Regions from separate parts of the Homo sapiens genome. Here region 1 is linked to region 2. A link is a loop called in an ENCODE intact Hi-C map of the cell type or tissue named here. Cell type or tissue: natural killer cell. All regions are shown on one strand. Each heading gives the region's core, and the rest is flanking DNA. Links, peaks and the distances in the headings are about the cores only.

Region 1 (2,928 bases), core at 127-2,626, 57 kb after region 2:
TGTGATTTTTAATTTATTTAATTTATTTTTTGTGCAATAAATATCTATAGGCTGCATGTTCCTAGTAATAAACAATGAAGTTTTAAATTGCTGACATAATTTGCTTTCCTAATGCTGAGATGTTTACTTTCATCAAAAGATCTGAAGAAAAAATAATTTCTATGCTACTGTGTAATATTATCTTAAATATTTGTTTTATTAAATTAAAATTAATTTTTAACAAAATAATATTAAATACTAGCAAATATGTTCTTCAATGCCATCTAAAGATTATTTCTATTATACTAAGAAAATAATACAAGTTACAGTCTTCCTTACACCTTAAAATAATTTAAAATCACTTTAGAAAGAATAGATAAATACATATCAAAAATTTAAATTACAATTAGAGTACAAGACAGAACAGTATCTAAAAATTCCTAAAACAGTAATTTTGAATGTGTATGAAAAATGTATGAAGAATGTATTAGTCAGGGCTCAACAGAGAAATAGAATATATGTGCGCGTATGTGTGTTTATGTGTGATATATATATGTGTGTGTGTGTGTGTGTGTGTGTGTGTGTGTGATATATATATATATATATATATATATAGACAGAGAGGGAGAGATAGAGAGAGATTGATTTTAAAGAATTGGCTGAAATGATTATGGAGTTTTGAAGGCTGGCAAGCCCAAAATCTGGAGGGTAGGCTGGCAGACTGGACACCCAGAGAAGAGTTGCAATTGGAGTCAGAAGACATTCTGCTGGTAAAATTCCCTCTGCTTCAGGGGAAGTCAGTCTTTTTTCTCTAAAGGGTTTTTCAACTGATTGGATGAGGCTGACCCACATTATGGAGGATAATCTGCTTTACTGGAAGTCTGCCAATTTACATATTAATTTCATCCAAAAGTACTTTCATAGAAGCATCTAGAATAATATTTGACCAAATATATGGGTACCGTAGCCTAGCCAAGTTGACACATAAAATTAATCACCACAAAGATCTCACATATGGTGAAGTGTGAAAAAGCGTAGTGTGGAGAGTAAATGCCATCTATCATCGAGAGAAAGGAAGAGGGAGGGTGTCATGGAAACGGTGTGGCTTATGCTGTGCCTAGGGATAGGTGACGATGACAAGAGCATCTGTCTTTCTCACCATTCAGATAGTGAATGACAGGGATGTAGGTAAGTATGCTGCTAGCAAGGAAGATTCTTCCAGCTCTTTCTTCCCACATCATTCTCAGTGAGTGGCCACTTACCTTCCCTATGAGCCCATCTGAAACCTAATTAATTACTTTAGATGAACTTAGACCTATTACAAATCTTTTAGAACAAAACAAGACGTTATTAAGCCAAGATAAACACAGCTAACATTTATTGAGTACTTCTTATATGTATAGCCACTGAACTAAGTGTATTATCTAATTTAATGAACACAAGACACAACAATGTAAAATAGGTGCTACCGTTACCCCCACTTTATTGATGCAGAAGACTGAAGCTCAGAGAGGTTAAGTCATTTGCCCTAAATTACACAGCTAAGTCCAGGAGAAGCCAGGATTTAAATCTAGGCCTGCTTGATGTAAGAACTCATGATTTTCACCACCAAACTGGATATTAAAAAAAAGAGGAAAAAAGTGCTAACAAGGTAAGAAATTGCCAATGGTTTAAATTTATCTTTGTTTGGATTCTCCCCAAAGCAAACTTGAGATAACGTTTTGAATGTACGTAAACTCATCTGAGATGTTATTCTGGGAAACACAGTGAGGGTGTGAGGAGGTAGACAGAGAAGGGAGGGCAGCTGACAAAAAGAGTATTAACCAATACATCACTATGTAAGCTCAGTGCCCTGGAACTCTCCAAGAGACTGCAGAACATGGCTCAGAACTGACCTACCAAGGGCAAGGAAGCCGGCATTTATTTATTTATTTATTTATTTATTTAGAGATGGAGTCTTGCTCTGTCACCCTGCTGGAGTGCAGTGGTGCCGTCTTGGCTCACTGCAAGCTCCACCTCCCGGGTTCACTCCATTCTCCTGCCTCAGCCTCCCGAGTAGCTGGGACTACAGGTGCCCTCCACCACGCCCGGCTAATTTTTTTTTGTATTTTTAGTAGAGACGGAGTTTAACCGTGTTAGCCAGGATGGTCTCGATCTCCTGACCTCGTGATCTGCCGACCTTGGCCTCCCAAAGTGCTGGGATTATAGGCGTGAGCCACCGCGCCCGGCCGGAAGTTGGCATTTTAATCCACCGTTGTTCCTAAAGATGTTCATTCCACACTTTTACACTGTTGGTGGGAATATAAATTAGTTCAACCATTGTGGAAGATAGTGTGGCGATTCTTCAAGGATCTAGAACCAGAAATACCATTTGACCCAGCAATCCCATTATTGGGTATATACCCAAAGGCATGTAAGTCATTCTACCACAAAGACACACGCACACTTATGTTTATTGCAGTACTGTTTACAATAGCAAAGACATGAAACCAACCCAAATGCCCATCAATGATAGACTGGACAAAGAAAATTCCATATACACTATGGAATACTATGCACATAAAAGGAATGAGATTACGTTCCTTGCAGGGACATGGATGAAGCTGGAAGCCATCATTCTCAGCAAACTAACACAGGAACAGAAAACCAAACACCGCATGTTATCACTCATAAGGTGGGAGCTGAACAATGAGAACATATGGACACCGCGGGGAACAACACACAACAGGGCCTATTAGGGGATGGGGGACAAGGGGAGGAAACCTAGATGATGGGTCAATAGGTGCAGCAAACTACCATGGTGCACGTATACCTGTGTAACAAAATTGCACGTTCTGCACATGTATCCCAGAACTTAAAGTAAAATAAAAATTAAAACAATAATTTAAAAAAATGTTTGTTCCCTGGCACTTCTGACCTGTAGCGCACATGGGCTGAGCAGGAGGTACA
Region 2 (2,928 bases), core at 164-2,663:
TGGAGGCACACACCTATAGTCCCAGCTACTTGGGAGGCTGAGGCAGGAGAATCGCTTGAACCCAGGAGGCCAAGGTTGCAGTGAGCTGAGATCATGCCACTGCACTCCAGCCTGGGTGGCAAAGTGAGACTCCATCTTAAAAAAATAATAATAATAATAATTATACTAGAAATAAGGTAATACAAGTTACACTTCTAAAATGTGGGACTGAGTCAATAACAGAAAGTGAAGGAAACTTGGTAATCCTCTACTTTAGGGTAAGAAGTCAGCAATTCTTAATAAGCAAAATAGCTGGTAAATTGCTGTTCTCATAAATCAGACAAGTATATCTTGTTTTATTGCACTTCGACTTTCTGCACTTCACAAATATTCCCTTTTTTACAAATTGAAGGTCTATTATAATCCTGCACTGAGCAACTCTATTGGCACCATTTTTCCAAAGCATATACACATTTCACGCCTCTGTGTTACATTTGGTGATTCTTACAATATTTCAAACTTTTTCATTATTATCTTTTATGGTCATCTGTGATCAGTGATCTTTGATATTACTATCTTAATTGTTTTGGGGCACCAAGAACCACACTCATATATAACGGTGAACTTAACTGATAAGTGTTATGTGTGTTTTGACTGCTCTACTGACCAGCCATTCTCTACTCCCTCTCCTTCTTCTTGGACTTCCCTGTTCCATGAGACACAACAATTTGATATTAGGCCAATTAATAATCCTTCAAAGGCCTCTAAGTGTTCAAATAAAAGGAATAGTTGCACATCCCTCATTTTAAATTAAAAGCTAAATTAAGCTTAGTGAGGAAGGCATGTTGAAAGCCAAAATAGGCCAGGTGCAGTGGCTCACACCTGTAATCCCAGCACTTTGGGAGGCCGAGGTGGGGGGACCACGAGGCCAGGGGTTCGAGACCAGCCTGACAAACATGGTGAAACCCCATCTCTACTGAAAATACAAAAATTAGCTGGCGTGGTGGCGGGCACCTGTAATCCCAGCTACTCAGGAGGCTGAGGCAGGAGAATTGCTTGAACCCAGGAGGCGGAAGTTGCAGTGAGCAGAGATCGTGCCACTGCACTCCAGCCTGGGCAACAGAGCGAGACTCCATCTCAAAAAAAAAAAGAAAAGAAAAGAAAGCCAAAATAAGCTGAACCTCTTGAACCAAACACCCACATTGTAAAAGCAAAGGAAAAGTTATTGAAGAAAATTAAAAGTGCTCCTCCAGTGAACACGCAAATGACAAGAAAGCAAAACAGCCTTATTGCTGATATAAAGAAAGTTTCAGTAGTCTAGATAGATCAAACCAGCCACAAAATTTCCTCAAGCCAAGGCCTAACCCAGAACAAGGCCTTAACTCTCTTCAATTCTATGAAGTCTGGGTGAGGTGAGGAAGCTTCAGAAGACAACTCTGAAACTAGCAGAGATTGATTCATGAGGCTGAAGGAAAGAGGCTATCTCAACATAAAAGTGCAAGGTGAAGCAGCAAGTGGTGATGTACAAGTTGCAGCAAGTTATCCAAAACTCTAGCCAAGATCACTGATGAATTTGGCTACACTAAACAACAGATTTTCAGTGTATATGAAACAGCCTTATATAGAAAGAAAATGTCATCTGGGACTTTCATAGCTACAGAAGAAAAGTTAATGCGTGACTTCAAAGCTTCAAAGGACAGACTGACTCTTGTTATGGGCTAATGCAGCTGGTGACTTTAAGTTGAACCCAATGCTCATTGCCCATTCTAAATATTGCAGAGTCCATAAGAATGATACTAAATCTACTCTGCTTGTGCTATAGGAATGAAAACACAAAGGCTGTATGACAGCACATCTGTTTACAGCATGGTTTACTGAATATTTTAAGCCCATTGTTCAGACCTACTGCTCAGAAAAAAAAAAAAAAAACAGAAGACTGCTTTCAAAATATTATTGATCATCAACAATGCACCTGGTCACCCAAAAACTCTGATGGAGATGTACTAGAGTAATGTTGTTTTTGTGACTGCTAACGCAACATCCATTCTGCCATATTGGCTAAGCAAAAATCTTATTCCACTGCCAGGGCAAAAAATCCTTGTCATATCTATCCAGTGAAATATACCTGTATTATGGATGAGATATCTCTGTGGGCTGTTTCCCCTTTTTCCCTCTTCCAGTTGCTATAGTTTGAATGTGTGCTCTCCATAATTCATGTATTGAAAACTTCCCCAGGGTCATTGTATTGGAAGGTGTGGACTTTTGGAAGGTGTTTAGGTCTCAAACCTAAACCTAAACCATGATGGTGGAGTCCTCATGAATGGATTAATGCTGGTACAAAAAGAGCTTGCAGGAATGTGTTCTCTTCTCTTCTGCCATGTGAGGACACACAGTTCATCCCTCTCTTGCCCTTCGGCTTTCTGCCATGTGAGGACACAGCAAGAAGGCCCTCATGAGATGTCTACACCTTGACTTTGAAATTTCCAGCCTCTAGAACTGTGAGAGAATAAATTTCTATTATTTTTAAATTACTCAGTCTGTGGTATTCTGTTATAGAAGCACAAAATGGACTAAGACAGAAACTGGTACCAGAGAAGTGGCATGTTGCTATAACAAATACCTAAAAATGTGGAAGCAGCTCTGGAATTGGGTAATGGGTAGAAGCTATAACAGTTCTGAAGATGAATGCTAGAAAAAGCCTGTGTTGCCATGAACAGAATATTGGTAGACATATGAACAGTAAAGGCTATTCTGATGAGGTCTCAGACAGAAATGAGAACAAAGTATTGGAAACTGGGGGAAAGGCCATCCTTGTTATAAAGTGATTAAGCACTTGCCTGAATTATGTCCATGTCCAGGACTTTACAGCAGGCAGAACTTAAGAGTGATGAAGTAGGATATCAATTAAGGGTTTTTGTTGTCCACATGCTATTTTCCTTCTATCACTGA

The links. A loop is a pair of places that touch in the nucleus more often than their neighbours do. Peaks named below come from ENCODE experiments on the same cell type or tissue, not always from the same donor. Only the 100,000 strongest peaks of a DNase experiment are listed, where the experiment ranks them.
Region 1: it touches region 2 in a loop (2.0-fold over the local background); 2 of 110 quality-filtered maps call a loop at or near these places.

Annotation. Positions count from the first base shown.
Region 1 is chr5:108,701,650-108,704,577 of GRCh38, reverse strand. No RefSeq gene overlaps it. Among named protein-coding and RNA genes, the nearest start is that of LINC01023, 25 kb to the left of the region's middle. In natural killer cell, for the core only: no CTCF peak of the experiment used is centred there; a DNase peak (open chromatin) is centred at 1,067.
Region 2 is chr5:108,759,139-108,762,066 of GRCh38, reverse strand. All of the region lies in intron 1 of FER (FER tyrosine kinase), which reads right to left. Among named protein-coding and RNA genes, the nearest start is that of FER, 13 kb to the right of the region's middle. In natural killer cell, for the core only: no CTCF peak of the experiment used is centred there; a DNase peak (open chromatin) is centred at 1,366.